Linked DNA regions of Homo sapiens: region 1 is linked to region 2. Evidence: chromatin loops called from intact Hi-C (ENCODE). Cell type or tissue: ascending aorta. All regions are shown on one strand. Links, peaks and the distances in the headings refer to the core of each region. The heading gives the core; the rest is flanking DNA. Region 1 has its middle 230 kb from the start of LINC00474. Region 2 holds the start of LOC107987014 (a long non-coding RNA gene).

Evidence for each region. A loop is a pair of places that touch in the nucleus more often than their neighbours do. Peaks named below come from ENCODE experiments on the same cell type or tissue, not always from the same donor. Only the 100,000 strongest peaks of a DNase experiment are listed, where the experiment ranks them.
Region 1: a loop joins it to region 2, with 5 times the contacts of the local background. A loop is called at or near these places in 9 of 110 quality-filtered maps.

What each region holds. Positions count from the first base shown.
Region 1 is chr9:115,684,975-115,701,703 of GRCh38, forward strand. No RefSeq gene overlaps it. Among named protein-coding and RNA genes, the nearest start is that of LINC00474, 230 kb to the right of the region's middle. RefSeq lists an enhancer at 5,963-7,162. In ascending aorta, for the core only: a CTCF peak has its summit at 9,165 (motif pointing right); DNase peaks (open chromatin) are centred at 6,437 and 9,188; H3K27ac peaks cover 1,360 bases.
Region 2 is chr9:116,562,774-116,579,502 of GRCh38, forward strand. The region is part of intron 19 of ASTN2 (astrotactin 2); the gene reads right to left. LOC107987014 (a long non-coding RNA gene) reads left to right here and starts at 4,853. Exons shown (of 3, transcript NR_171890.1): 1 at 4,853-5,089; 2 at 5,609-6,155; 3 at 6,901-7,157. In ascending aorta, for the core only: a CTCF peak has its summit at 9,583 (motif pointing left); a DNase peak (open chromatin) is centred at 9,528.

The DNA of each region.
Region 1 (16,729 bases), core at 5,523-13,522, 880 kb before region 2:
TGCTGTTTCTTCTAATTCTTTTGGTTGTTTTCCTCCACTTTACACTACTTTTCTTACATGCAAGAATTGTTCAGTAGACAACTGAATACTGGAGAGGGATCCTCTGGATATCTGTGAATTTCTGTGTGCTGCTCTTTATTTCCTGGTATGCTGTCCCATGAATTCTAAAGGCCTTGTCCTCCCTGGACTTACCATTCTATTTTCTAAACTCAAAAAGTTCCTTGGGACTTTGTCTATATTTATTCTCTTTGTGTTATGGTCTGGAAAACCTCTCAATACAATAACAGAAGGCAATTGTAAGGCTTATTTCATATTTGTGTCATATTCCAGGGATCACTGTTCTTTTTGCCTAATGTTCAGTATCTTAAAATGTGTTGCTTCAAGTATTTTGTCTGTTTTTTGTTTGTGTGAGTGTGTGTTATTGTTTTAGATGGAAAGGTAAGTTGTTTGTGTTAGTCTATCTTGGTGGAAGCAGAACTTATATAGACACCAGGAGGAGGAAACCAAATAGAATAAAAATGTTTAGAGACCCCATTTATCTGGATTTTATTTCTGTTTTTTCCATTTAGTAAACTTGTAAAACTTGTTCTTTATTAAAGACATCAGTTGTTCAACTAAAGATAGTTTCACGTCATTATTGTGAGGATTAAATAAAATAATGTAATAAGCCAGCAGAGGATACAATAAAGACCTATCCCTGTTCTCTTTGTGGCAGACTGCACAATTGATATGGTGAGCTTATGTCAACTAATCACATCCCTTTCCATCAGTGATTCTGCTTAGTGACAACTCCATAAACAGTTCTTGTGGAATTAGTTCTTTGCATTTAAAAGAAAGAATTTGAATTTATTTCTACTAGGTGTTTTTCTGTTACAAACAATTTATCTCTGCTCCACTTTCTTCCTATTTATCTGCATACTGAGTCTGAGAGCTATCCATGTCCTCTATATCTTTCAAACAATTGTCATTTACAAATTGGCTAAGCATACCTTCCATTTAATGAATAACCCCCCATCTTGAAGTGCTATTTTGTGATGAACACTTACAGAAATTAATCCCTGTATAAGTTATTAACACCAGTTTTCTTCACATATTTTGATATATGGAATATTGAATGTATTTGTATTTTCCAAAAACTATAAATCCAGAAAAATGAGACTACTCAGTATGTGTCAAGGGCATGATCAATGTATGACTTCACATCCAGAAAATATAGCCAACTAATTTCATCACATGTGACATCAGACCCAATATAGAAGAATCTTTTGACATCGAGTAATTTGAAGAATGACTTGCATTTTATGACTCAACATGATTTCTAGATGGGATTAATATCAGAGTAATATTGCAAGGGTCTCCAGTTTCCAGCCTGAGTGGTCAGATAAAATGAGACAAGAAGAACCTTCAAAAAAGAGTCAATACAGGGCCTAGCATTGATCATCCACATAGTTGTTTGGAGGTTCCAACACTAAGTTAAAACATTAGTTGCTGAAGAAAGGCTTCCCATTATAGTGGGAAGTGTTACATAAAATAAGTAACTGATATTTTATAGGTACTTACAGGAAATGAACAAGGTTATGAAAAGGAGTAAATTTTACAAATGAGAAAATAATAATGTTAATAATAATGGATTCTATTATAATTATTATAATATCTAGAATTTATACAGACTTTAAACTTTTTATTCAAGCCTAATGCATACACAGAAGAGAGTATCAAGAGAATTTTTATGTGTTACAAATGTCCTCCATATCTATCTGAATTTTTGTTATGAACTTTAACTTTGGTAATATCATTCCTAATTTAAGGTTACAAATACTAAGGCCAAGAGAGTTTAAGCAACTTTTAAAGTAGGTGATATTGTTATTAAGCATATGACTTAAAACTTGATTATGAGTGTTAGATGGTTCCAAAGCCAGTGTTCTTTACTAAAGTTGTATTCCTGTAGTCCCTGTTTTCTGAAATGTACATATGCTATCAAATTTAATTATCAAAGAAACTCTGTGCAGTAGATAGTATTCTCTGCAATTTACAAATAATGAACCCAAGGTTTACTGTGTTTCAGTAATGTTCTGAACATATCTACTATCTATCAGAATGAAGATTCAAATCCAGATCTTTTTTATTCTCTTTCAGCACACTTTGTTATTTCTCTCCATACCCAACCTGCCTAAATGCCTGTCTGAACACATGTAGCCAATATTTAATGAATAAAGTCTCTATCTGAGACACAGACAGGAGTAGTAAAACAGGTAAAAAGAGGGTTCTTAGTAGAAAGAAGCTAGAGACAAGAGAGCTCTTTGTGTGTTTGGATGTAGTTGCATAGTAGAAACATCTGTGGCAATTTTTTTGAACTACTGATTAATAACCTTATCTCAGACTAATTAAATCATCATTTGTATGAGGGTGAGGGGTGGAGAAGCATTTTTTTTTCTCCAGATGATCTTAAGGTGCAGTCAGGATTGAGAATACTGAATTAGAGATTAAGGGGAGGCCAGTGAACAGAGTAAAAGTGAAACGAGAAAATCGTCAGGGTTCTGATCTCATCAAGACTTGCAATCCATATTAGTGAGTTAGACTTTACCTGGAGGGCAACTGGAACCCTGTGGAGTCATAAGCAGAAGAGCAAAGAGTCCCACTCACATTTGAAACTGCCATATAGAAAATCCATTGATCAGCAAATAGTAGCATCATTAAGAAGTCAGCTGCAAGGATGATGGTAGTACGCATACATACACACACTAATATATATGTTGCAATTGGAGATAAAAGTAAGGAGAAAGATTTGAGAATTCTGAAAAGTTAGATCATAAAGACTTAGGAAGTGATTCATTATAAAAGGTGTGGCAAAAAGGGGAGTTGAAAATAATCCCCATATTTTTGTCTTGTTTTTGTCATTCACCGAAATAAGGTAACATGAATAATAGAACAGAATTTGTGTAGAAATTTGTTCAGTTTTAAGCATTTTCAGTTAGATATGTATATAGAAATAAAATTTTCAGTGAGATATGCAGATAGAAATGTCAAGGGGGCAAAAGAAGTACACAAGTTTATAGTTCAGGCGGGGAGAGATCTGGCCTGGGTCTATGAATCAAAAGTTCTCTACAAATGGGTGGTGATTGAAACCATGCATTTTCTGTTGTTGTTATGGTGGTGGTGGTGACGGTGGTGGTGGTGACGGTGGTGGTGACTGGTTACTTGTTTTTTTTGTTTTATTTCTGTTTTTGTTTATTGAGACACGGTCTTGCTCTCTTGCACAGGCTGGAGTGAGGTTGCAATCCCAGCTCACTGTAGCCTCAAACTCCTGGACTCAAAAGATCATCTTGCTTTAGCCTCCTAAGTAGCTGGGACTACAGGTACACAGTACACCTAGCTAATTTTTATTTTTATTTTTTTCTTGTAGAGACAGGGTCTTGCTATGTTGCTTAGGCTGGTCTCAGACTCCTGGCCTCAAGCGATCCTTGCACCTCAGCTTCCCAAAGTGCTGAGACAACAGGCATGAGGCACCACACATGACTAGTTGGTTGGTTTTAAATTTTGATGTTGTTTGGCTTCCTTTACTTCTTCTGTTATTTGCTTGCTTGGCTGTTATTGTTGAATAAGACAAGAGAGTAAATAGGTTTTATAAAATGTAGCTACCTGTAAGGTATTGCTTTTTTGTCACTTTTTTCTTGTTTTGTTTTATTTGTAGAAAGAAGAACAAATCAAACATGTATAGGTTTTACTAGGTTTTGAAATCATCATGCACATTATCCAGACAAAATGATAAATGGTAAAAAACAAATTTTTGGAGGTGGCAGGAAAAATGCCTAGGTCATGAATATATACATTCAGCCTGGTCATGGTGTAGGGAAGGATAAATTTCAAAAGCAAGCATTTGTTCTCCTGGCAAAGGTTGCCAGGTAGAACAGTTTATTCTATTTTTGGACATAAAATTATTGTTTGCTTTCCACATTATGGATATCATTAGATATTTTGCAAGAGAATACTATAAACTGGTTTCTATGCCTGTGACCTTGGGTTTACCAGACAACCAATTCTGTTGAAATTTTCCAAAGTGCTCTAAAGAAGTGCATGAACAATATTTGAGTAGTTCTGATGATGTGGGTAATTAGAGAACACTACTTTGATAAAAATTTAGCAAAGTGGAAGTAAAACATGTTGAATATTTTGAAGAGATCTTAATCACATCAGATAATCTCATTTTACATATGGAAAGATGTAGTCTTAATAAAGGGAAGTAACTTGCCTGAGGGTGTAAAGTTGAAATTAAATCAGGATTTGTCTGGATCCAATGTTCTCCATTACAAAATTCATGAATTGGGAAGAGCAGGTTCAAACTCCTGGTATGAATTGAGGTAAAGAGTATATAAATGGGAGTTAATTAGCCTCAACTGGGCCACATAATGGGAGAGAGTACAATAAGTCATTGCTCCTTTAGTTAAACTACATATGATACCACTCCTACTGACAAAACCTTTTCCCCTCGTTATAGAATTGTGAAGAAAGGAAGACATCATACACAATTACATTAGTGTTTGATTATGTTGAATGTAAGTTTGGAAAGGGAAAAATTAGATTAAACCAGTAAGTAAGGCTTAGTCACCAATTGGGTGAAACAAAAAAAGATAAAGGGTGGCCTGGCTGTCCATTTTATATTGAAACATTGGATGTATTAAATCAGTGGACCTCTTGAATTTCCTGAGAGAGGAAATAGTGGTAAAGGGGGGAATATAGCCCTTCAGATGGAAAGAAAATATATGATTCCAGCTCATTTGTTTAGTCTTTCTGCAACTCAGATAAAGCAAAAAGCTCATTAATTTACAATTGGTGATAATTTGTACAGAGCCTATTCTGAAGTTTACCTTTGCTTTATCTAGCTAAAAGGATTTGGAAAGCAAATTAACAGTGTAAACAGGATGGCAGGCAGCAATATTTAACCTCTTTAAGCGAGCAAACTTTTCCTCAATACATTTAAAACACAATTTATACATAGAGAGATGACATGCTAGTTACAGATTATTCTTATCTATTTATTATAGCAGGTCCCTATGGTGATTTCTACCTATGGGACTTAGCTTAGTTTGACCCAATGTATGTGCTCCTGAGAGAAGTCAGTTTCATTTATTTTGTAATCATCAAACTTTTAAAATATTGATACTAACTTGGACAGGCCATGAGTGCCATAATTAGTTCCATTTAATAACCTGTGACTTTATTTTTATCAAGAAAGAAACACAATGTTTTTAGTAGACTATGAAGTAGAATAAAGAGTGGATATGGAAACAAGAGATCTTGGGTTTAAGCCCCTGTTCTTCTGTTTCTTACTTATGTTACCTTTTACATAGTTGAGGTCAGGTGAGAATTATTATCCTAAGACCATTTCTGGTAAGAATCAAGATAGCTCTGCTGTGGGATTCCCAGGGATGATATAAAGATTAACTGTGCTAAGTGAAAGTGCATTGTGCACTATGAAACAGTATCAGAATATAAAGTAATTCTATTATTAATTTTAGTATTATTAAAAATTAAAAACTTAAGCAAAGAGGCTATTTTTTCATAAGCCAACTATTTTTTCTCATATATACCACTGTTTGACCCTTTCTTGATAATACATTGTCCTAGCTGAAATTGTTAGGAGATTTCATTTCATGCCGGTAAACACAGCCTCCAGTTTGTGGCACTGCTACTGTGGATTCCTCAATTTCTGTTGTATGTACTATTCATCTATGTATCCAAACTACTTCACACATAGTAGGCACTCAGTACAGGATTGATAGACCTATAACTGAACAAATGAGAAAGATGAGGACTTATATAAAAACAGATGGAGTTAAAAATTTTTATTGGACACAAGATCATGGTACTAGCAACTCCCCCATCTGAAAAGAAGCTGTCATAGTCATGGTCCCTGCTACACAGGAAGCTGTCATTTCCACCAGCTGAATGATTTATAACAATTTATTGAAATTGGGATGGGCACCAGATCCAAGGACAGATACATCCATAGATTAGCTAGGCAGCAAGGCTGTGTCATGAATCTCATCTTCCTTGACCACAGAAGGAAAGGCAAGAAGTAACCACTCAATCCAAAGCCAGGTCAATCAGACACCCTTACCACAAACATTCTATTTCATCTTGTCCTTGATAACACAATCTGATGTTTGTACAAGAATCAATTGTTTAGGAAAGTTGACTCTATTCCCCTGATCACATTTAAAACATGATTAGTCTAAGTCAAACATAGTAGTCTCATTCCCCTTGTCAGCATTTGGCTTAGTCATAGCATGTGTCATAATTCCGGTTAATGAAATGTGAGGTTGATGTGGGAAAGTCTCCGGGTGAACTTCTGGAAAAGGTTTCTTCATTCTTAAAAAGAAAACTTAGTAAGAGCAGTGCCTTCTTACACACGATGTTGCTATGTCTGGCTAAGATGGCTTAGATAGGATACAGTAATGATCATGAGGAGGAGTTAGCCCTAGAACAAAGCCACCACGCTGAGCATAGCAGATCAGATTCACGTATAGAACCTAGATCCTTGGGTCATCAATGGGATTTGCAGGGATGATATAAAGATTAACTGGCCCAGAAAGGCCCTATTTCAGGACTTTATGTTATTAGATAACAGACTTTCCTTATTGTTTAAGCCAATTGAATCAGGGTTTTCTGTTATTTGTAACTAACAACACAGTAACAAATACAGCAAATTTAGACACAGACCAACTACCTATGTTGCTGTCACATGCAGACATGCAGAAGGATAATCTAACTTTTAATTCTTTTTTCTTTTTCAGAAATTAGAATTTGAAACAACGGAAAGAGAGAAATTTTAGGTTAGTAGCTAAATCCCCAAGGATACTAATTAGAGAAAGATGTTGGAATTGCCTTAATGAGTCACTGCCAACGCAAGTCCTAAGGAAGCAAAGACTGTGAGTAAGCAAAGGTAGCCAGCTGCTGGGAAGAGGACAATAGAGGAAAAGGTCAGAGGGACTTTAAAAGACTGACTGTGGGCTCCCTGAGGGAAGGAGGGATGGAGAGAGTATCGGGTCCTATAGAATACCTTAATTGTTTTTATGACTTCTCTTTTCCATATCCAGTTCACATGTACTCCTTTCTGTGCATTAAATTGAGTTTCTATTGGCTTCTTTGTAACAAAAAGAACTGAACAGAAACACATATCTATTGGACAAAGAGCAATAAAATGATATAATAACTGTATCTGAGGGTTTTTTCATTTTAAAGAATAAAACAAAACAAAAATCAAACAAAAAAAACCATCTATCTGATGTTGCTCCACTCCCAACAGCATCACTAACCGGTATGTACCCAGCTTCAGCTAAATATCCCTAAAACACCTCTTACTTTCCAAGGCAAAGTCTCCCACTGTTGAGTCGTGTTGACTGATAAAAAGTTCCCTCTGGGGTAAAAAAATGAAATTAGTTTTACCTATCCTGGGGTCACCTCCAAATACATATGCCTGTAATGTATTTCAATTAGAATACATTACACACTCCCTGTCACCTTCACTAGGAGAAAATCAGCAAAGTCAACCAGCATTTTTAGTTGTCACAACTAAAAGGTACTCCTAGCATCTGGTAGGCGGAGGCCAGGGATGCTGCTAAACATCCTACAATGGACAGGACAGCCTCTCACAACAAAGAATTTCCAGCCCAAAATGTCAACTTTGCCAAAGTAGAAAAGCCCTGTACTAAAGGAGACCTTCCATATAATAGACGGAACCCCCTCTTAGAAGAGAGGCCTTAGAAATGCTATGGTTTTGGAGCTTTTCTATTGAGCCCCTCATATTTTCCATCAACAGCAAGGCCCAGGTATTAATTATATGGTCTTATTCTGTGACCTGGTTTGTCATTCCTGAAATAGCTAAAAGTAAAACAGATGTCATTTCAATATCAAGAAGCAGTGGAACAGAAAGTGCCAAGGAGCAGGTGTATCAGATACTCAGAGGTGGTAAAGTCATGGCTGTCCATGCTTTGGAGCTAGGGCATCTACAATGCAAAGGAAGATTTTAAATGTGAATTTTGTGTTCTGGTCTATGAGTAGATGATTCACGACACTAGTTTGAAAATGCCTGAGTAATAACTTGACTTTGTTTCTGCACTGGACATCTGTTGTTTTTGTTCACTGGCATCACTTCCCTTTTCTTTTTTTCTTTCTTTTTTTTTTTCTTTTTTTTTTTTTTTTTTTTTTTTGAGACACAGTCTTGCTCTGTCCCCCAGGCTGGAGTGCAATGGCATGATCTCGGCTCACTGCAACCTCCACCTCCCAGGTTCTAGCGATTCTCCTGCCTCAGCCTCCTGAGTAGCTGGGAATGCATGCGCATGCCACCACGTCTGGCCAATTTTATTTTAACTAGAGACAGGGTTTCATCATGTTGGCCAAGCTGGTCTCGAACTCCCGACCTCAGGTGATTCCTCTGCCTCAGCCTCCCAAAGTGCTGGGATTACAGGCATGAGCCACCATTCCCGGCTCCCTTCCCTTTTCTTATGGGAACAGCATTGAATTTTCCTTTGAGAAAATACCTCTCCCTATAGGGGTAGTTCCTACAAAGTTTCGATGGAATTATGTCAGAGGCTCTTATACTTTCACACCATGGCTTGGCAAGTATCTCAATCTAGGCCAATCAGTCTTTGTTTCCTTAGGATATACATCTTGAGTGAAGTAATGCGTGAATGGGAAACATTTAAAGCTGATTCATGTGAATTGGGATAGTTCCTGAACAGAATGCCTACGGTTCTTTCTATCTAGATTCTCAATTGTCTCTTGCCTGTGACTCAATTGTTCAATGACCTCTCAATTCTGTAAGTTGTTTGTACTTACTTTCATTGTTTCTTCTCCTCAGGTAAATTCAGACTCTTTTTGGTTTCTTACACTAAAAAATTATCAACTTTTACAACCATAGAATTAGGCACTGGAAAGGGAGACTACATTTGGGTTCTCATTGTGTCCCTGCTCTTAATTGGTTATTATGGTGGGAGGAAATCACTTTTCCTCTTCTGGCCTATCTCCCCATCCATGAAAGAAGAGTGATGGACCAGGTCATTCTTAAAGGCCCTTCTAGTTCCAAGGTCATAAATTTCTAGTAAATACCAGACCTTCTTTAACTAGAAAAGGTAAATTAAACTTTCAACACAACCAGGAGGTGGTGCTCCAGTACCATGATGACACATCACTAACGGTGTCCAAGCAGTATTGCCCCTGTTGGGGCTAAGGGATTCCAAGAATCCTACAAGGTCTTTCCACACTGTCTGGTTGATTGAGCAAATTTTCTTCTATTGTGAAACACATTTTTATGTGTGGCTAATGTGGGAAGTCTTTGCAGGACCTCTATAGAGATGGATAAGCCTTCTTCCTCAAATGATTTCCTGTTGGTCAGTGTGGGAATATTATTCCTCGATATTTGGTAAGTCACAGTGATGTTGCGTGGAGATAAGTGGTGATATTGTGCATGTGGGAAGATAACTAGAGTGAGATGAGCAGCTACAAACATCAGGGGCTTTGCATTCTGGCACCAACAGTGCCATGTATTTGATGTGTAACTTTGGGAAATAATCCTGGATTTTGTTTCAGTCACTTCCTTTAAAAAAGATTACATTGCATGAAATCAGTGGTTCCCAAATTTATATTTTCCCAATGATAAACAGTGGAAAAATATTTTATTAAATAAAGTCATACATGAAATTCTCATATAAAGTACTTCTCAAAACTCTTTATAAGGGACAGAAACTCAATTCAAACAAGCTTAAAAGTAAAATAGGAAATTTATTACCTAAAATAACCAGGAAATCTAAGTGGAAGAACCATGTCAGACATGGCTGGGTGAGGAATTGAAAGCTGTCATCAGAGATCCACATCTCCATTTCCTATGTACCTATATCTACTTGGCTTTCTTCTCAGTGCGCTCTCAATGTGTGGCAGCAACATGGTTCTAGGAGAAGAGAAAGAAATAAAAAAGCTGTCTTCCTCATCTCTGCTTTCTTCCTTGGTAGGTTATCCCTCAGGTGCCTCCATAGAACATCTAAGTCATAAGGAACAGAACCTGAAAACTATGGGACAAGAAGATCTATAACATTTCTTGCAGCTCTGAGGAACTAGATCTCTAAGTTGTGAAAAAGGTGACACAGTTCTGTCTCCATTCTTTGTCAGGTTAATGCATTTTCCCATCTCTATAGAGGTCCAGCAAAGACTTCCCACATTAGTCACACACAAAGATATGTTTCACAATAGAAGAAGAAATTATCTACAGATAAATGGGAAAATGCAAGTTTGGGGAAATGCATTAAACTTGTATTTTCCTCATTATCTGTGGGCTAGCTATTTATTTAGAAAACAAAATGACAATTTGTCATCTTTGCTTGACTATTTCCTCATTCTCCAAAATATCTGTAACCTCATTTACATCATACAATCTCTTTGTACATGGTAGGAAACCCAAAGATAAGTTTCTCTACTATTCCAATGACACAATTGAGGAGCAGATAATCAAATAATCCAGTTACCAAAAGATAAGTATAAAATATTGTATCTACAAGAGCCCAGTGAAATCACCTTGCCCAACTCAATCATTTTTCACTTAAACAGATAGATCCAAAGGGGGAACTTTTGTTCTCAATACCATGTAATAATTTAGTCCCCAAGCAGGAATTGGAAGCCAAGATTGCTGCTTCCAAACTCCTTATTTCATCTAATTGTTGTTTCAGTGTAACTAGCAATGTCTTTCTCAATAACACAATTCTGATCATATCACTTTTTCCATCAATTATTTCTATGATTTTCCATTTTTAGTAAATGGTATGAACAACTTAGCATGACAATCAAGACCTTTTTTGATGCAGGCTCTAGCCTACTTGCCCAGCCTCATCCCTACCACTCCTTGCTCTTCCCATCATGTTTCAGCACAACTGACTCTTCTTGGCATCCCTTATATGTTTTGCTAGTTTTAGCTTCTAATCTTTGCTCAAAAAATCCCTATGTCTAGAATACTACCCCTTTCCCTCTTTTGTCTCATGATTTCTCCTTCTCTAAGATTCATTTCATGGGTTACTCTTTTCGAAGAATCCTGTGATACATCCTCTTCCCCCAAAGTGGTTTTCCCATGGGATCTCATGATTATTCCTATGGTTACTCTTACTAAATTAAGTGGAATTGTCATTTTATGGATCTAGCATTTTGCATGTCACTTTGGATAAACAAATTATGTTAATATTCGACTTGAAAGATAAGTTGAGGAACGAAAATGCTTTTCCAGGGCCTCTAAAAATACACTAGAGCAGGCATCACTCACTAATGGTTCTCTTTATTCAAAAGCCTGAACAAAGTTCCAGAATTCTCTACTCCATGATGCAATCACTACCTTTTGATTGAAGTTTGTAAATAAATGGAAACCCTATTTACCATTCCTATCTGTATCTAAAACAAAAAGTGAAGTATATTTCTTCTAAGGTGTCATATTTATTTGATCCTGAGGTCACTGGAGAAAACCTTGAGGTTACAACTTTGTTCAATAGCAAAGAGGACTGAAATCTGATAGTGACATCTGCCAATGCACAGGAGGTGAGAATATGGCATACATTATGTCAATATGTTGACTCCTCTGCACTGCAATGGTTCTCAATCTTTTAATCCCAGTTCTACATTTGGGGGATCACATTTACATCTTGGCAGACTCCAAACATAGTGACAGTGCACTATTGGCCATTTTTACTCAGGTAAAGAGGGTGCAAATTACATGCAATCCTCAGTTCTAAGTATAACGACACTTATTTCTCTTACTCTGAAGAAAGTGAACTCAGGTCTAGGTCACGGCTGCAACCCAAACCTTCCACTTATCCGTGTCTCTCGCTATTGAGTATCTAGTAATTTATATTCATCTTCAAGTATTTATGGTACTCAAGGATAAAGGAAGCACCTTATTCATCTTTGCATCCAAATTTCCTCTTTATATGAGATAAGCTCAAAGTATTTCACATGTTCCTATCCTTAGACTAGCACCTTCAAAAGTCATCTCAGTTTATCTTTATTAGAATCCTATAAAGCAATTCTGATTATTTACTCCTGGTAAAATAATGTAGGGATAAGATAAAATAACTGATTTACCCAAAATCAGTTTATAAATTTCAGAGTTTGGAACCAAGTCATCCTAAATATAAAATGCATTTATTTTATTTCAATGAAACATGCTTAATAAATATTTGCCAGATGACCAAATGGATAAATGAAGGGATGTCCAGGCTATAAGAGCTGTTTGAAATATTTTCCACTTCTGGCATAATATGTGTTCCCAATTTATTTGACTGGCCAGCTTTTACTTTTTTGCCCTACATTTGCACTCTTTGCAGAGAGATATCAGAGTAGAATCCTGCTTGAAAGTTTACCTATATCTTTTCTAAAGCCTCCCTTCATACAAAAACTACCACATCAAATACAAATGCTGAAAAAAGAGATATTAAGTTAAAATAAACTTATTGTAGCCATCCCTCGAAGGCTATCTAAAAATACTCATTGTAAAATATTTGTGTGTGTGTGTGTGTGTGTGTGTGTGTGTGTGTGTGTGTGTGTGTGTGTATGTATTTTCCTGGAAGAAGGAATTACAATGTTCTCACTCTTTAAGATTCTGACCCCTGCAAAAATATTTCTTGATTAGCCACACAAAGGGGATAACATATTTTGTTTCTGAAAAATAAAATAATTGAATAAATTCTGAGTAATTTTTTAAGCTTGATACATTACATCTTCTAGAGACGCTCTTTATATGGTTACATCGAGCTCTTAAGAAATCCTTATACTGGCCGGGCGCGGTGGCTCATGCCTGTAATCCCAGCACTTTGGGAGGCCGAGGGGGGCAGATCACCTGAGGTCAGGAGTTCGAGACCAGCCTGACCAACATGGAAAATCCCCGTCTCTACTAAAAATACAAAATTAGCCGAGCGTGGTGGTGCTTGCCTGTAATCCCAGCTACTCGAGAGGCTGAGGCAGGAGAATAGCTTGAACCCAGTAGGCGGAGGTTGTGGTGAGCCAAGATCGTGCCATTGCACTCCAGCCTGGGCAACTGAGTGAAATTCTGAAAAAGAGAGAGAGAGAAGGAAAGAAGGAAGGAAGGAAGAGAGAAAGAAATTCTTACACTTCTTTTCCCCTTTGTCATTAAGTTTTCATCACCTGATGCACATAGAATCTCCTTGTTTCTCTGATACATTCTCACTCACCCACTGTCTTCACTGCTATGGCTTCCTGTACAATGACTGACACAGGCATTTATCATATTCCCAGTGTACAATTTTTAATAGAAATGAATGATTGTCACTATGTGGTTATTTTCATTAAGAGATTTTGATGGCCAAATTTCCCAGGTCTGCATTTAACTGGGTCCACACAAGCTAGTAAGTGCCCAAAGCAAACTTGAAAATGAAAGATTTCATTGTCATGAAAGATTCTTAAAGATACGAGAATTTTTTTTTACCATAAAATCAGAGAATGTCAAAAATAATGATCCTTCAAACACTGGGATTGCAATTTGCAGAACGGATTTTGAAGGACAAGAGTGGAAGCTGGCAGCTAGTGAAGTTACTGCTGATCTACTTTAATCAGAGGAGAAATGATAGCGCTTGGGATTAGAATGGTGGCCGTGGGATGGAAATAGCTCCATGGAATTAGTAGATACGTAGAAAGTAGAATACACAAGATTTTGTGTTCAACTGTAAGACAGTCTACAGGAGGCAGAGGAATCAAGGATGATTTCCAGGTTTTATTTCTACTTTTATCCTAAGTCTGTAATTTTTTTTTTTAACCTAGAAAGTTAAGTTTGTACAAACTTATTACTACAATGATTCTTTGTCAGAAATCAAAAATAATCCTAGATTATTACCACTGGCTGGGAAGGGTAGGAGGAAGTAGAAGATGAAGAGAGGTTGGTTAATGTGTACAAAAGTACAGTTAGAGAGAAGGAATATGTTCTAGCATTTCATAGCACAGTAGGGTAACAGTAGTTATTTATTATATATTTCAAAGTAGCTAGGAGAGAAGATTTGGAATATTCTCAACACAAAGAAATGGTAAATATTTGAGGTGATGGATGGCATAACTATCCTGATTGATAATTACGCATTGTATACATGTACCAAAATATCACATGTATCCCCATAAATCTATACAATTGTTATGCATCAATAAAAACAATCCTAGAGATTCTTGCCTCTGCATAAATGCTTTTGTAACCTATTTCCCCACAGAGCATGCAAATTCCTTAACTTCAATTCCTTAACACTTCATGTATCTTCTCTTTATTTGCCTCTTTCACTACTGGGAATCTGATAGATGGTTACTATTATACTTAAGGACAGAATATAAGGAGGGAATGGATTTGATGTCTCACTCTGAGCTTGCAAAAATGGAAAAAGCAATTAACTTAATTCAGCCAAGATTTAATGGCACCCTGTACTTAGTTGGCCTATCAGTGAAATAGAAGATATGGATAAGCAAATACATTTTGAACAATCTTGCTTCTATGTTTTTGTTTCAGCTACAGTCCTCATTTATCCTATTGAAATTAATGTTCTCAATTTCTAGAAACGGTTTTATATCAGAGCACATAGTCACTTCTCTCTTTGATATCTCTTTTGACTCCAATAATTATTATTACACAAAATTCTTAATCTGAGTTTAATCTTGCATGTCTACATCACTTCTATTAAGATTTATAAGAAATTCAAATTGAACTTCCAAATCAGTATTTAATATATACTCTATTTTTTCCATAATTGAAATTCATAATTAATTCTGTAAATGCAGGTTAATATTCCTATACTTACTTCTGTTTCCCTTAGTGCCTAGCACAGAGCTATACATGTGTTTCATACTTATTTCATGAAGTTCACTCAGCCCTTATAAAATGCCTGCAATGTGCCATATTTTATGAAGAAAAATTTCTTATAATTTTATGAGAAAAATCTTCTCACTGTTTTACAGATACAAAAACTTTAAAAATCCAAAAATACTAGGTATTTTTCTAAAGAGCTAAACAGATCGAAAATGTCAACATGATAATGGTAATGGTGGTGACAATAATAATAAAAGACCTCATTCAATAAAGGCCACCAACAGAACAACGTAAAATCATCTATTTTGCTATTTATAACATATGTAGAAATAAAACTCTGAACACGATAGCACACAGGATGAAAGAATAATATAAAAATGCTATGTTATAAAGTACTTACACTATATATAAAGTGGTATAATATTAGTTAATGGTTGAATAACCACTAAAATGTAAAACGCATTATAACCAATAAAACATAAGTATATGTATCATGGAATAATAAAAATAGTCAATTAACCTAAAAGAAATGGGGAGAGAAGAACACATGAGACAAATAGAAAACAATTTGCAGAGTAGTAGATTTACCAAATTTTAATTGCATAAAATTTAAAGGGTCTAAATGTACCAAATAAAAGGCATAGATTTTCAGATTGGATAAAATGTAAACCATACTTATATATTGTCTATAAGAAATTCATTTCAACATAAAGACAGAGAGTTTAGAAGTAAACGGAAAAAGAAGATATGCCAAGGAAAATCGTACCAAAAGAATGATAGAGTAGCTATATTAATATTAAACAAAACAGATTCAGAATAACGATATTACTAAAGACAAAGAGAGACATTCCATAATGATAAGAGGTTAATCAACAGGGCATAATAATCTTGAATATGAATGCATCAAGTATTGAAACTTCAAAGTGCATAAAGCAAAAAACATTAGTAATAGAAAAGGAAAGAAAAATGTACAAATCTAGTTGGAGGTTTCAACACTCCCTTCTCAGGAACTGATAAAACAAGCTAACAAACATAAAAATCAATAAGGATAGAGAAAATCTGAACAAAATCATAAACCAACCTGACCTGATAAAAATTTATAGAATACTTCACCCCAAAGAATAGAACACACCTTCTTTTCAAACAGCATTCACTATTATAGGCCATATTCTAGTACATAAAACAAATTGCAATAAATTTAAAATGACTGAAATCATGCTCAATGCATTCTCAAAATGAGCTACTATTATAAAAAGTCAACTATTATAAAAAGTCAACTATAGACCAACATTCTTCATGAACACAAGTGCAAGAATGTTTTTCAAACAAATTGAATCCAGCAACATCTAAAACATTTAGTACATTATGACCAAATGGGTTTAGTCAGTAATGTAAAATTAATTTAACAATTGGGAAACAATGCAATCCATCCTATTATTAGACTATAAAATAAAAAATATATAATCCTCTCAATAGATGCAGAAAAAAACTTTTGATGAGATCCAATACATACTCTTAAGTAATTTTTAGGAAAAGTAGAAAAAATAAGAAAAAATTATCAAACTGATAAAGGCACCTAAGAATTCCTAAAGCTAACATAAAAATTAACAGTGAAATACGAGATGCTTCCCGCTAAAATTAGGGAAAATAGCAAAGATGTTCACTTTCAAAACTTCTGTTTATCATTATATTATTGTTCCTAGCCAGTGCAACAAGGCAAGAAAAATATCATATAATGTTGAAAAGAAGTGAAGCTGTTTTTATCTGCAGATGATATGATTCTCTATTTCAAATATCCTTATAATCTTACAATATATGTTATTAGAATTAATAAATTAGTTTGGCAAATTTGTAAAATAGAAAGTTTATAAGAAAAAAATAATGTTACCTAAAAAATAA
Region 2 (16,729 bases), core at 5,300-13,299:
AAGCAAAGGTTATGCGTGATTTTGAAAAATGAAGGATGAAGAGGCACTGATTAAGCTGAAGACAGAGGGAAGGTTCGGAAAGCTCATGTGTTCATTTAACACTGCATTTAATAAATATTCATTCAGTGCCTACTCTGAGCCAGAAAGTATGCTTGGTCTTAAAGACACAGAGGTGACCAAGAGAGGCATAAGCCTTGCCCTCATGGAACTTGCATTCTGCAGGAGAAGAGATGTAAGTAGACCATTGCAGAGTAATTTTTCTATCTGGTATGACAAAAGAGAAGGAGGGTCTAAAGATTAGGTAAGAATTCTCCCAGCCAGGCTGGGTGCGGTGGCTCACACCTGTAATCCCAGCACTTTGGGAGGCCGAGGTGGGCGGATCATAAGGTCAGGAGATAGAGACCATCCTGGCTAACACGGTGAAACCCCGTCTCTATTAAAAATACAAAAAATTAGCCGGGTGCGGGGGTGGGTGCCTATAGTCCCAGCTACTCAGGAGGCTGAGGCAGGAGAATGGTGTGAACCCGGGAGGCAGAGTTTGCAGTGAGCCAAGATCACGCCACTGCACTCCAGCCTGGGTGATAGAGCGAGACTCTGTCTCAAAAAAATAAAAATAAAAATAAAAATAAAAATAAAAATAAAAAAATTATCCCAACAGAATAGCAAGGAAAGAATTTGCAATAGAGAGAACCACATGAACAATGATCTCTTTGTCATCCTCAAACACATCAGACGCGCTTCCATCTCAAGGTCTTGCACTTGCTATTCCCTCTACCTGAGATGCTCTTTGTTCAGGTCTCTCATCTCCTTCCGATCTTTGCTCCAACATTGCCCTTTTCTGACTTACTTATTTAAAACTAGACAGCCCTTTCCCTCATCTAGCATAGTTGTCTTTTTTTCTGCTTTTCTTTTTCTTCTGTATCAATTATCAACATCTGATAAAATATTTATTTTGTACTTTTTTCCTTTTCCTGTCTCCCTTTCCTTCTAGAATCATCTTTTAGAGCTGAGTGAATGGTGTCTCTGGATTGCATCTGCAACCTGACGTTCCAGAATGCTGGCTCCATGAAGACAAGGAGTTTTCTCTCTTTGGTTAACTGCTGATACCAGTGCCTGGTACATAGTAAGAACTCAATAGATATTTGTTGAATAACTGAATTGGTAAGCAGATAAAAAGCATGGGAGATTTTAAGGACAAAGAAGAGAGGTAGAGGACAAGCATTTATATACCATAAACTCTTTGCAAAGCACATGGATTACAGAACTAGTTTAAGATTGATATTTTGTCTATTTTACAGTTGAGTAAGTGGAAGCTCAGAATGGTAAAGTGACTAACCCAGTGCCACACATCAAATAAGTAGAGAAGTCCAGAGTCGAACCTAAACCTGATTCAAATAGTTAAAATGACATAGGCCTGATTAACTTTTAGTGATCTCAGGTGGCTCTTTGGGTCTTGCTCTTCCATGTTAATGCACTTCTCCCCTGAACTAAACATGTAGCTTTCTGAGGTGGCCCAAAGTGCATGGAACTGATTGCCTCCCAGTCATGGGATGGATAAATGATGGCATGGCAACCCTTGGGGCTGGAGATGACTCAGCAGACCAGAGCTGGAAAAAGAGCCCACCTCTCCCCACCCTAAACATCTCATTCATTCTCTAATGTCAGGTGCCTTGCTACCCCCATGCTGGGACAGTTAATAGCTCACCCAATAAACGGGTGTGTAACAAAGTCTACTGCAAGGCCATCGTTACTTGCAGTATCAAGTAATGATACTTGCATCAACTTTGGCTGATCTCTGTGCTGGCCACATGATTAATTCCAACTGGTTGTTGTCCCCTGCCTGGGGTCATTCAGAAATCCTTCACTTCTTGGCTGATAGTCTACAGATTCCCAGTGCTTGTGAAAGGATTCGAGAGTTTTCTTCCTCCCTCCCATTCTTCTTTCCTTCATTACTTCATTTATTTATTTTTTCATATAGTCATATATAGATCTAGTTATTCATTCATTCATGGATTCATTTATTCATTAATTAATTTACTCAAATATTTCTATGATACTAATTTATAATCTGTATTCATTCATAAATGCATACACAGATTCAGTTTCTTAATCAACTCAGGTATTGTAAGGGATATGATGAGAGTTATCTCATCTTGGAGAAATCACTTAACTCCTCTAAGCATCATTGTCCAATTGAAGGAGGTAGACTTAGAGTACAAACCTAAGCCAGCTAGAACCAAACGCCTCATTCAACTCAATAATTCCTTGAGTTTAAGATATGTAAGACACAACACTGCCTTACAATATTTTCTAGTCTATTTCATATATTTTCCATCCCAACCTAGTGTGATTCATATGTTTTCCATCCCAACCTAGTATACACATGCATGTATATATGACTGAAATGCAAGCTTTATGAAAAAATCCTTAGGCTTGCCACAAACACACACACACACACACACACACACACACACACACACACACATATGCCCCATACTGAGGAGATTAACAAGTAAACAAATACATTCAGGATAATGTATGTATAATACATTCAGGATAATGTTTTTAAGACACTGTTTCTCTCTCTCTCTCTCTCTCTCTCTCTCTCTCTCTCCATATATATATATATATATATATATATATATATATATATATATTTATTTATTTATTTTGAGACAGTGTCTCACTTCATCACCCAGGCTGGAGTGCAGTAGTGTGATATCGGCTCACTGCAACCTCCAGTCACACCCTTCCCTCCACCTGCCCACCCATTCCCACCCCGGACCCCAAGCTCAAGTGATCTTCCCACCTCAGCCTCAGTCTCCTGAGTAACTGGGACCATGGGCACACACCACCATGTGGCCTGGCTATTTTTTTGTTTGTATTTTTAGCAGAGACAGGGTCTCGCCATGTTGTCCAGGCTGGTCTTGAACTCCTGGACTCAAGAGATCCACCTGTCTCAGCCTCCCAAAGGGCTGGGATTACAGGCATGAGCCACCACACTCAGCCTACATCCTATTTTCTTTTTTTAAATGTTGGCTCCAATCCAATAAGTTGACTTTACAACCTACTAATGGATTATGACCTGAAGTTAGAAAACTATGGTGTAGAAGATCTAGAGAGAGACCTTCGATTACAAGTACATATAACACAAGCTGGATACTTGGATACTGTTTTAGACTCTTCACTCATCTTCCACATCCAGCAGCCTTCTACATGTGTAAGCTCTGTCTCTTACATAGCCCTCCAGTCCATCCTCCAAGCTGCAGCCAGTGATCATTCTAAAATATGCCTCTGATGGAAAGTCTGTAATAGTCTTCACTTGTCTACACTATAAAAGAAAAAAACAATAAATGCATCTAATTCCTTAGTCTTGTCTGGCCTTGATTTCTCCTCCAGGGTCATTTCTCACTAATTCTGCTTTTGTATCTCATGTTGAATCAATGTTGAGTCATGCACAAGTCCTTGAATCTTTCATGTTCTTTCATATGTTGGGCCTTTGCTTTTGAAGATTTTTCTGCCTGGAATTCCCATTTCACCCAATACTGGGCTCATTCCAGGATCAGCTCAATCCTTTGTTTTTCTATGTAGCCTTTACTGACAGCCTCCTTAGCCATCATCCCCTTACTTTTCACATTATCCTGAATATATCTGTTTACTTGTTAATCTCCTCTGTATGGGGCCCATAAGGTCCAGAACTTTATTAATGGAAATTTCTCCATCCCCAGGACTCAGAACAGTGTTTCACATAGGTTAGGTGCTTAGAAAATATTTCTAAAGGTATATGTAGTGACCTGGATCAACAGGATTTGATGTGTCAATACCTGCAGCGGAATTGATTCACCATGCGGAAATCCAATGGCAGGGGGCTTAACTAATCAAGAGCCCTAGTCTGAGTACTCTGAATTTTAACCCTGCATCTGCACTGAGGACACACTTCCTACAGGCTGTTCCTAGCCAACGACTGGGCATAGCAGGGATACTAAGGCAAGCCCATTCTGGGAGATACAGGAATCCTCAGATGGCAGACTGTCTTGAGGATTCCCTTAGGCTGGGCAGCAGCCTGGGATGCTTCTGCACAGCCTTCCTTCCCACTCTCCTTCACACAGGGTCAGACTCCCCCCAACCTGATGGCTCCCACCCAGCCTTCACAGCAAACTCCCATCTTCTCTCACATAGGCCTTTCCCTTAATACAATCCTTTGATGTTTTATCCCATCTCAGCATCTGCTTCTCAGAGGATCCAAGCTAACACACTATCCTCAATGTACATATGAAGGAACCAAGGCTGAGAGAGGTCATGTGACTTGTGAACAATTGATAAGACTGAGGTTCAGTTGAGTGCTGGTAAATGTTTAACAACTTGGCTCTCTGTGGGAAGAGAGGAAAAGTGCCGATTCATAGCACTGGCTGATTTCCAACATATAAATACTTCCACCCTGGCCAATTTCACACTACCACTGTGATTTACCTGAACGTGGACTTGGGAAGATATGTGTGCAGTTGTCCTCAGGAGCCAGACAAGCTGGCTGTAGTGCACCTCTGTGAGGCTGCAAGCCTAGGCTTCTGTCTCTCTGGGTGGCACCCTTGACAGCCCTCCCCAGTTTTTCCCCACTGAGTGCTCTTCTCAGTTGGCGGGGTGGGGCGCCAACAGCCTATTCTGGGAAGTCTCTGTCCAGTCAGTGGGCTGGAAACCTTGTGGACATGCAGCTTCTCCCTGGGTTCAGGGGGTGGATAGGGGCTCTCATGTCCCTAAAAATGTAGGCTCTGCCAGATGGGGAATAGTCACAGGAGGCTTGTGACATCAAAATGGCCTTGGAGGACCCTTCTGGCTGTAGCATGGAAGATGGATTGAAGGAGTGAAGGCAGAAGACAGCAAGACCAGTAAGAGGTGGTTTAAATAAGAGACATAAAGTAGTGGTGTGGGAACTATTTCACGAAGAAGATGAAGGAAGGACGGTTGGCAGGCAGAAGGCAGGACAGATCATACTACTAGTTATTGAATAACTGCTAGTTATTGAAACTGTACTGCCTGCCAGGCTGTATGCTAGGCACTTTCTCATTTTACACCCCTCTCCCAAAATGTCAAGGTAAGAGTTATTATCTCTGCATCCCAGATATGAAAACCAAGCCTCAGAGAGACTGTGCCTTTAATAATAACCATAATGAAACAGGTAGCAAAAATAGTAGCTAACATTCACTGAGCCTCTACTGTATACATGAATATTATTATCACCTCACTGTAAAGATGCGATTAAACAGCTAACAAATGGTGGAGCTGAAACTATAATTCAGGTACTTAGTCTCTTGGTAAAGGCCTAAGTATTCTTCTCTAGATGTCATTAATAATTCAGATGAAGCCCCCAAATGTGGGATATACTCTCATTTCTCCTTCTCACCAGGATATTAGAAAATGTATAATGCAAAAAAAATTAAGAAATGATTCTGAGATCCATTTAGCAGGTAGAAAACCTTCCTATTGGGACAAGGATGCTTTGCATTTCAATTCAATACTGTACTAGTGGACTAGCCTATAGTGAGCTCATCACATGGAAAGAGTTTTGGATATTTTTTTAAATTTTTAAATTTTAATTTTTATCTTTTTTTAGGAGATGTTAAGTAGATGAAAGACCAAGAAAAGCGAGGGAGAAAATTCAATATATTTGAGAACAAAGGCAGCCATTAACCTGTCCATCTTCAGAACCTGAATCGGTAGCCAAATCTCAGCAGACAGAGCTACGTAATGCCAGATAAATCTTCTTGCTGAATGAGAGACCCATCCTACCAGCATAAACAACATTTGAACACTCTAGCCCCCAGCCTTACCAGCCAGCTCTCCATTCTCTACACACAGAGTCTTTGTTGGGACACTCCAGGCCAGTTATTTCACCATCCTGAGTCTGGTCCCTCTCTGAGGCCCAGGGACATATATTCAGTTCAGGTTTGAATTAAGGAAAGATACTACTACCTTGATGGGGGATCAGGACCACAGGACCAAATTGAACCAGGCAAGACTGAAGGGGCCAAGGGATAGAGGATCCCCCTCCCGAAGGAGCCAACTGGAAGGCAACAATTGGATGGCCTGTTAAAGAAGAAAGAAGCTTAGGACAGGGAGAATGCCACTTTCCAGTATTACAAAAATATCCTTTAGGCAAGGTGAGGCCTTTTTTTACTCTGACACTATTTTTTTTTAAACCAACCCTGAAAGAAAAATGATAGGGTCAAGGTTGGTCCAAGGAACAGTAGGTAGGGAAGCAGATGAGAGGTTCAGAGCTCTGGAGTGTGAGCAAGATATTCTTCTTCTAGGCACCTGAGTTACCTTCTTTCTAAATCAGGGCGAAATGTCCCTTTTCATGTTTCCTGAGTAGTCAGGGAAGCAACGAACCAAAGTCATTGGGAATTAGAACTAAGAATCAGACGGGCCTCGTTTGCATGCCAATGGTGTCACTGGCTAGCCGTGCAACCCATGGCAAGCCACTGCAAGTCTCAGAGCTTTGGTTTGCTTGTGTGTGAAAATGACAAATATAGTGCAGGCCTAACAGAAGCATGGTGAACATCTGATGATGCAATATGTGCAAAGTGCTTAACGTAGTTCCTGGCACAATATTAAGTACTTCATAAATGTTTGCTGTTATGATTATCAATCAAAACACAGCAGTAATAAATTAAGGCATGTTATTAGACCTTAGCTTTCCTACCAGTAAAGAACTAGACAATCTCAAGTGTTCCTTCCAGCTCTGCTGTTTATCTGAAAATTCACGACAGACACTCAGTGATACAGAAATGTGTGCTCCAGACCATGTGAACTGGAGAACAGAATTTGGTTCTCTTCAGCTTCAATTCACATTTGGGTTCATGTGTTTTGCTGCCTTCCTTCTTTTCTCTACGTATTGACACCTAGGAAAACTCAAGATGCCAGAGATCCCTGACACCTGGCTCATATGGTAGGCTGCGTGATGATGGAGCCGAGAGCTGAACCGCCCAAGGACAGAGGGCCTCAGCAGGAACTTTGGGAATCAGCATATTGATACCTAAGTGGAGACCTCTTTCCAGACCCAGAAACTGGAGCATGCAAGGCCTTGGGGAAATGACCAGCAAGTTCATAGCCCAAGGTTTCTCTGACTGGTTGGAGAGTCTAATGTATTCCGTCATGCCGTCTAATTCAGAGTCTCCTTGCTTTGACTGTCTGTCTCCTGCTTCTGTTGGCTCTTGCTCAAGATGTGAAAAGTCATTGGAGATGCTTATTACCATGGGGTGGAAAAGTCAGGGGGCTTTGAAGCAGATTACTCGGTTCGAATCTGGGCTCCCTAACTTTGTTGTCTTGAGCAGGTGGTTTCACGTTTCTAGCCTTGCTTTCTTTATCTGAAGCATGAAGCTGATAATTTCTACTTTCCAAAGTTGTTTTATGAGCTTTAACTGAGATAACTGATATACAGTGCCCAGCACAGTTCATATAGTGGGTTTACAATTAATGTTCATTCTGCCCCTTCTTTCCTTATCAATATAAGAATAACCAAATCCTATATATTTACTTAACCCTTTCTCTCTTATTGTATAAGTTTTAAATTTTATATCTCTATCACCTATTGTTCTACAGGTTTTAACATGAGGGCTTTTAGTCTCTTTTTTTTTTTGAGACAGAATCTCACTCGGTCGCCCCGGCTCCAGGCTGGAGTGCAGTGGCATCATCTCGGCTCACTGCAAGCTCCGCCTCCCAGGTTCATGCCTTTCTCCTGCCTCAGCCTCTCGAGTAGCTGGGACTACCGGCGCCCGCCACCATGCCCGGCTAATTTTTTTTGTATTTTTAGTACAGACGGGGTTTCACCGTGTTAGCCAGGATGGTCTTGATCTCCTGACCTCGTGATCCACCCGCCTTGGCCTCCCAAAGTGCTGGGATTACAGGCGTGAGCCACCGCGCCCGGCTGAGTCTGTTATTTCTATATCCCAGCACCCTGCATTGATCTGGGCCAGGATGGTTGCTTGAGAAAGTGTGCTCATCTGAATCTGTTTCACTCAAAATCCTGTGATTCCAAGTAAGTTTTATTTGTTTAGTTACATAATAAGCAACCTTTGCTGAATCCTGTACCATCCTGACCTGTCCTGTCTTTTCTGGCAGAACAAGCTCTGTTAGGATCACTCACATGTTCTCCTTTTATTTTTTAAAAAAGGTATATTTTTAAAAGGAAGAAGGAGATACATCCTGAGAGTTTTGGTAATTGTTTCTTTGCAACATTTGCTGCCTAGAGAAAGTCAGATATGAACAGTAAGACACTCACAGGTCAGGATTAAATGAGATGGGGAAGATTGGAGCTGATCTCCCTGGAGATGAAATGGAAGCTGCAAGGACTCAGATATGATTCGGTGCCACTGCCCCAGATGAGACTGAGGCACAATCCCTGGCCCCACGCTGGTGGTTTCCTCTCCCTGGGGCACCATCAGCTCCTACTGTAGCCATCAAGTCTATGTGGTTTCCCCAAGGGAGCCACCTGAAATCACCTTGTTCTTTGCTATCATGACCGAGGCAGAGAGGGGAAAGAGACCAAGCTGAGCACTCAATCTGGACTCCAGCCCTCCTTCCCTGGGTCTTCTCACTTTTCTTCTATTCTGTCTCTTTTTCCATCTTTCACAACCCTTTCTCTTTCCCTATTTCTGGCCTCTCCCTCTTTTCTCTTTTAGAAACATTTACTGAATTACAAGTGCTTTTGATCCATGTGGAGTTATGTCCATACGGTGAGTGTGAGTATTTGGTGTGTGCTGTGCTGTGGGTGCTACGTGAGTGGATGCCATCTAATGTGTCTGTGTCTGTTTGTGCTGGGTGGATCCATGTGGCACACGGTATGTATATCTTTACAGTATGCCTGTGGGAAGGTGGCTATGTTTACGCATCTGTGTGCCTGTGCTGTTTATCTATGATACGCCTCTTGAGGCATCTGTCATGTGTTGAGTACAAGCTGTGTGTTGTCTGTGCGTGGCATGCTATCCCCATGGTGTGTAACTTTGTATGTGTTGTGGATCTACTGTATGTGTCTGTGTGCTTCCCGTGTGTGTGTGACCGTGTCTCTTTGTTATCTGCCTTTCGTTGGCTGCACATAGCTTGAATGTCCCTGTTGGGTGATGTGCTCACATGCATGTTTATATGTGTTGGTATCTGTGTGTTGCCTTTGTTTTTGTTTAGCTGGCTGAGGTGACTGCATTGTGTATACCTGTATGGGATGGATTGCATTCATTTGTGAGTCTGCACCCTATATGATTTCTCTAAATCCCCTGGCTGCATGCTGTGTCTGTGTGGGGTATGTTGCATTTGTTGTTTGTAGGTACAACTGCATATTCTGTGTGTTCCCCTGTGTCTCTGCCTCTGTGAAATGTGTCTGTGTGTTTTCCCTGCCAGCTCCTCCTCCCCTTCGGGTGCCCCAGCCTCTCTCCCTGCCTTCTCCTCCCCAGGCTGTGACCACTCTCAGCTGACACCTCCGCTGCTCTGGCAACCCAAGAACAGCCTGGAGAAAGGTCAGCTGGCCGCCTTCCCCAGGGCCTGCCTGGATCCTTGGACCCCAGTGTTGCGTGGTGTGGGAGCGCCCTCTGTTGGCTGTATGGGCCATGAACACCACTGGAAACAGACTTCCTCTTTCCCTTGCTGCTCACCCCTGAGACTTCCAGCCTTCTTAATAAGGGACTTTAGGAGAGGAATGGGTAGGGTCGCCTATAATTTGCCGTTGAAAGCGAGATGTTTTGGAGAATGAAAGAGGGTGTGAATAAGTGCACTGAGATACTGAGTATTCGGCAGATGCGTCTTAAGCAGATGGTGAGGAAGGCTTCCCTGACCGCCTACTTGGGTCTCAGCCCCATGGGCATAAGCCAACAAAATGTGTGCTAGCCCTCACTGGTGAAAGGGTCAGCTATTCCCAATTTATGTTTGAGGAAGTCAGAATCTCAAATCTATGCTTACCCAATGACTTCACGCTTTCCCTTGGGAATAATTTCCCAAGACCCCAATTTCCCCTTTGCAGCAGGGACCCAAGGTGGAGACCCAAGGGTTCCAGTTCCAGAAAGAGGGAGGACTGAAATGTTTCTAGGGGATTTAACAGAAAGAGGTCAAAGGCACTCTTGTGAGAAGAAAGGGAATAGTTATAGAGGTACCCAGGACTTGTAATGCCCCAGGTGCGTGACTCTGACAGCCTCAAGAGGAAGAGAAAGGTGCTGTGTGCACACATGTGGGTACATGCGTGCACACATGTGGGTACATGCACACACACACACACACACACATATATACACACACACACATCAGGAGGCAGAACATCCAACAGCCTGCATGGCTAATATCGTGGGGTTTGAGAATATACACATTTACTATTTCCTGCGTTATAGAAGAAACACAACCAAAGGCACCATTTTATGCAAAAACATGAGTTTTCATTGCATTCCTTGTGCTGGTGATTAAAGAAGAGGCTCTGATAAGCAATGGCTATTCTTTAACTCAGGATGACAGCTCCAGGTGAACCAAAAGACCACTTGGCCCAATTGGTCGAAAGTGTGTTCTTCAGAACATTACCTCCCATGAGACATTAATAGTTATTTGAAGGTGTGGCCAAATAAATTTGAAAAATACAGGATTAAATAAAGTTAAACAGATTTTTTTTCTCATGGGATATCTCAGAGCCTTTAATATGATAATGTCTTATGAATTTCTAAGAAAGGAGGAGACTGTACTCAGCATTTCACAAAAGATATGAATAATGGATTTTTTTTCCAGAATGTTATGGGACAAAATTCTAAATTTACACATGGGCAAAGCAAGACCCCAAGTAGCATAATTCAGTTATTATTAAATAACTATTTACTACAAGAATCATGTTTTTTGTTTGTTTGCTTTTGCTTTTGTGTGTTTGTTTTAGTTAATCTCTTTGGATCTTGTACTAACCTACACAGGTAGGTACTATGTTATCATGTTAAATGACAGATGAGAAGAGAGACTCAGAGAAGTGAAGTGGTTTGTCCCAAGTTATGGCATTGGTCAGTGACAGCAACACTCAATACCAGGCACCTCTCTATAAACCATATACAACTTCCACTTTGCCAACTCCTGTGAGTATGATTTTATAGAAAGTATAAAATGTGGCAGTTGTCCCCAAAGCCATACGTTGTACTTAGAATTGTTTTTAAAATCATATAAAAAAGAGAAACATGGTATAAAAAATGTGGACAAGAAGTGGCATTGTACATCCAAGGTGAGAGGACTGAGTGAGACCTGGGAGAATCGGGGAAAACTTCCCAGGGGAAGTGAATTTTAGCTATGCTTTGAAGGATAGAGGAAGCTTAGTTAGATCAAAGGTCAGCAACTTTTAAATATGAAGTAGCTGGTAGTAAATATTTTCTGCCTTGTGAGCCACACAGTCTCTGTTGCAAGTGCTTGACATTGCCATGTAGTGTGAAAACAGCCATAGATAATATGTAAATAAAAGGACATGGCTGTGTTCCAATAAAACTTTATCTACAAAACAGACAGCCAGCCCATGGGTCCTAACTTGCCAAGCCTTAAGTAAGAAGGAAAAAGGTAGGAAATGTGGCCTTTTTTGGCTACAGGAATCACTTTTTAAAAGATAGTGAGCAGTATACTCAAAGGCCAGTGCCAGGCCCCAGACCTGCTCATAACTGTTCCCTTTCTGTCTCCCACTCCACCCAACCCCACTTCAATTGTGTTCTAAGCCCTGAGGGTGAGCTTATTGCAGCTATGCAAAGAGAAAGCTGCCTGCATTTGAGATAAGCTGAATAAACAGCTCACTGATCCCAGTGGAAGGTGCTTGTGAACATGTGCCTGGATTTAGTCTGTTGGGAAGGCAGAGAAAGACAACAAATCTAGTTTCCTCTTGAAAAAGAGATTGGCCTTTTCTCCTTTCAATAAGTCAAGGCCAATGGTAAAATGCTTGCCCGTTTCTACCGACTGTGTGTGGACCACCTCCCCCTTTGCAGGTAGCAAAGCCAACGTGCAGAAGTCCCAGTTTCATCAGATGTATCAGGGCAACATCTCTGCTATTTTATCTGTAGCACAGACCCCATGATGTTATTCCTTTGCACATTAAACTTCAGTAACCCTCCAACTGGTACGGGCTCAAAATCAAGTGCAGCAGCCTGGCATTCAATGAAAGACAATGTACAGCAGATTTCAAGTTAAGACTCTATCCTTACTCCCTTCAGCATCCATACCAACTAACCTACATTTGTCTTGGTGTCTCTTGTCCTTGTGCATGATTCACAAGCTACAACCTTCAGACTTTTGTACTTGCAATTAGAACACCCTTCTTTCTTCGTTTCATTCAAGTCCTACCTTGTCCTTCAAGGCTCTACTTTTAATTCCTTTTGCTTGGTGATGACACCTGTATTTACCTCTAAATTACCACAACCCAGATACTGCAGTATCACTTTTATTGGCTTACCTCTTTTTTTCATAGTAAAATTATGTTTTTAATAATTATAAAAATACAAACTTACTGATTAAAAAACTCAAGTGTTCTGGAATGTATAATTAAAAAAAAAAGAAAGAAAAATTCAGAAGGATGGTAAGGTCCAAAAAGATGAACAAAGGTAATATGGCACAGTCTTTCAGGGAATGCAACTGCTTTGGTGTGGATGAGTACAGGATCCCTACAGAGGAGTGATGAGAAGTGAGGCTGGGGAGATGGCAGGATCCAGACCACCTTAAATTCTCTAGCTTCCATTGAGTCTTAATTTATAGATCATTAGAGAAAAAGCACATCTTTACTAAGCATCTAGGTTGACACATAGTCAGCAATCAATGTATCTTTGTTATATTAATATAAGGTCTTGGGGTCCTAGGCTAAGAAAGCACCCCAAGTGGATTTCCTAACATTGTTCATATAGAAAAGGCACTGTCTGAGAGAGTCTGCAGTAGAAAGTTCAGGGGGTGCTGACTACTGCAGATAGTCCCAAAAGCAAGTTCCTTAATCATTTTCCCCTCAAAATATTGACTGTGTGCCTCTCCCTGTATATTGGACTGTACACTAAAGCTAGGCAGGAGAATGTGAACAGATTCATTGCATAGTGAGCTGATAAGGGAAATGAGAATACATGCTGGGGAGTTATCCAGCTAAAGGGCAACTCTCTGGCAATGTGCTAAAAGGAGAAAAGCTCAGGGCACTGGTGATGGGGAGAGGAAGAGGGAGGAGGAAGCTCATGAGTGGCCCTTTGTCCCAACACTGACCTTCCCAACCTGGGAAGCATTTTACAAAGTAGCAGAATTATAAGTTTCAATGAACCCAAAAGGTTATTGAGCGCCCCACCCCTCTATTTGCATTTGGGTGCCATTTGGCCTCACTTTGAACTCTCCCTTTTACAGGGAATTCATCCTATATCCAGGAGGCCGGTGTGGAGCAGTGGCCAGATGCAGCTGTGGACAATGAAAAGAGGAAGGAGGACTGATCAGTCCCCTAAGAAGCAGTTACTAATATGTCAGGCACTGACTAGGCATACGACCTGGTGTTTCACATATCTCTCATGACAACCTTGTGAATGGGGATTAATATCCCTATTATACATGCAAGAAAACTGGGGCTCAGGGATATTGAGTTATTTGACCTAATTACAAATCTGGTAAGCAGTAGCTGGAATTCAAACTCAGGATGTTCTACCACCCAAGCCCATAGTATTTTAGCCAAAACAAAGAGCTTCCCATCAAACCAAGAAAAGGCAAGATGATTTAGGTGGCCCCCATGGGAGGCCAGGGTAGGAGGGGATGATCCTACAGGCTGGCACTGCCACAGGGAGAGCATGAGAGGATGCTAGGCCGGGACAGGAATGCAGGAAGTGCTTCAGGACAGGATTACAGCACACTAGCAAGAACGGCCCTGCTGGCTCATGTGTTGTTGGTACTCTGTGTGCCTGTGCCTGTGCCTGCCCCACAATGAACGTTTCGGGCATTCTCCCCTTCTTACCCCCTTCCCAAATCTCAAATAAAAGAGGGAAAGAGTACAGCTCAGGGTGTACAGAAGTGTTCTGGCTTGATCCCATAATCACACAAAGCAAGCCCCACCTTGGATCTTTTACCATCTCTCCTTTGAAAACCATCAGAAAGCTCATCCCACCCTTACCTTGCTTATAAAGCACTTTTATCCTTTCAACAATCATCATCTCTTCCCTGGGCCAGGCACTAGGAATACCAAAAACAACACCAACAATAACAGTAAACATTTATAGGGTTCTTCCTGTGTGCCAGGAGCTCTGCTAAGGACTTTATGTGCATTTTCTTACTTAATCCTAACAACAACCTTGTGAATAGATGCTGTGGTTATTTCCATTTTACAGATGAGGAAACTGAGGCTCAGACTAATTCATCCAAAGTCACGCACAGTTGGTGATGGGGCTAGGATCTGAAATCAGAATCCAAGTGCAGAACTACAGTGACTTTCAAAGAACTAACTCAGAGGCCAGTAAAATGGGAAGACACAAGAATACATGTTATAGGCCAGGCACGGTGGCTCATGCCTGTAACCTCAGCATTTTGGGTAGTCAAGGTGACTGAATTGCTTGAGCTCAAGAGTTGCAGACCAGCCTGGGAAACATGGAAAAACCCCATCTCTATAAAACAAAATACAAAAATTAGCTGGGTGTGGTGGCTTGTGCCTGTTGTCCCAGCTATGCTGGGGGGCTGAGGCAGGATCACTTGAGCCCGGGGGAGGTCAAGGCTGCAGTGAGCTGAGATCATGCCACCACACTCCAGCATGGGCAACAGAATGAAACTGTGTCTCAAAAAAAAAAGAAAAAGAAAAAGAAAAAAGAATGTATGTTATGATCCAGTGTGATGAGCACTGGGTCTATGAAAACAGTGTCTGAGTTGAGTTGAAGAGAACAAAAAAAGGGAGAACTAATCCTGTGAAAAGTACTTAGTTTATGCCAAGTGCTGAACAAGTGATGTTAGTTATCTCATCTAATTTTTCCTTTGACCCTGTGGAGAAGGGATTGATGGTCCCTATTTTACAGATGAGCAACTTGAAGCTAGAAGGGATAGAATCATTGATTTAAATTATCAATCCAATAATTAGGGGGCTTGTAGGTGAATCTCTTCTGATAATCTCAGGTTGAGGTAGAAGGGCATTTCAGCAGAGGGATTTAAACTTGCAGTGACCAGAGATAAGGGTGGGCAGGGCAGAGCCAGGGGATGGGAGAGGAGATCATTGGGGGATGCAAGAAGGGGTAAGATTTTGGAGAATGTTATAAACCACACTAAGAAACGGGAACCTTACTCTGAAGGCAAAAGATAATTATGAAGGGCTTTAGGATCCTTTCTCTGACTACAGAGTGGAAAGTGAACCAGAGAGGTAATAGGGGAAGAATGAATGGAGACAGGGAGACTAGTTAAGAAAACATTTACAATAACCCAGAAGAGCAATGATGAGGACAGGGGCTCAGGCTAAGGGGCAGTGAGCCCAGAGACGACAGGACAAGTGTCAGAGATACTGTGTTGAATTCCATTTGATTGACTGAAAAATTGAGTCTCAGGAAACTAAGTCCCCATCATTGTTAAAACTAGGACCCAAACTCTGTTTTTCTGATTCTGAGGATCCTTTCTGGAACTACTCACGTCCTTTTTTCTAGAATTCTCTCTCTCACTCACTCCTGTAACAATGTGAATATCTACCACGGGCTACACCTCCTGACAAATGTTCTAAGAACATTTTTAATTCTTATAATAATCACTAGATATTATGAGAATTATAATCCTCATTTTGAAATTATGAAATCAGAATTCCAGAAATGCAAAAAAAAAATGTGTCTACAACCATGTAAATAGGAAGTAGCAGAGTCAGGATTTGAACCCAGGCCGTCTGGCTCCAACGTGTGTGTGTGTGTGTGTGTGTGTGTGTGTGTGTGTGTGTGTGTGTGTTTCTACTGTACAGTACCAATCCCTGAAACAACACCATTGTTTTTCCCCCAAACTCTACCTGTCCGACTCCACTTTATTTTAAAAAGCTGCGTTTTTCAAATGGAAAAAAAAAATACCAACTGAGGAAACCTAATATGTAATACATTCTTGGATAAAGTTATTATTGTCCACAGAATTACAGAAGGCTCTGAGCAGCAGAAAAACAGCCTGGAAATTTCATGCTTTAAAAACTTCCAAATATTTTTGTATTATTATTTACTTATTTTCTTAGGAAGTAAATTCCGCACTTAGAGGAAGAGGGGTGGGCAAGAAGTGTCCACATTCACAGGTATTTGTTCTCAAGAAGTGAGGCACCTGTGATTCTCAAAATAGTAGAGTCGAAAGGAAAAAAAAAAGGTAAGGCACCTGGAAAAACCACAGCCTCCAAGTATTGATTTGCTACTGTGGGATGACTACACCCACTAACTCATTTAGGTGTCTCAACATTTGTAGGAGGGTGGTACTTATATCTCTATTTTACAAATGGGGCAATCAATGCCTGGAAAGGTGAAGTGACTTGCCCAGTGTCATCCAGATGAAAATGCAGGAAGATACGATCCAAACACAGGATCTGTCTGGAAGATGTGATTCAAACACTGGATCTGTCTGTCATAAAGTGTTTTCTGTTTCTGCTGCAATCTACCACAACCTCCTTGATGGTTAGCCTAGCTCATATCTTGCTTTCTCATGACCGATGTTATGAGAAGGTAACGGATACAACCATTATCAGGGTATAATGTGAGAAGCAGAGCAAACACCACCCCTCCGAAGCCTACAACATTTTCTCTTACCATCT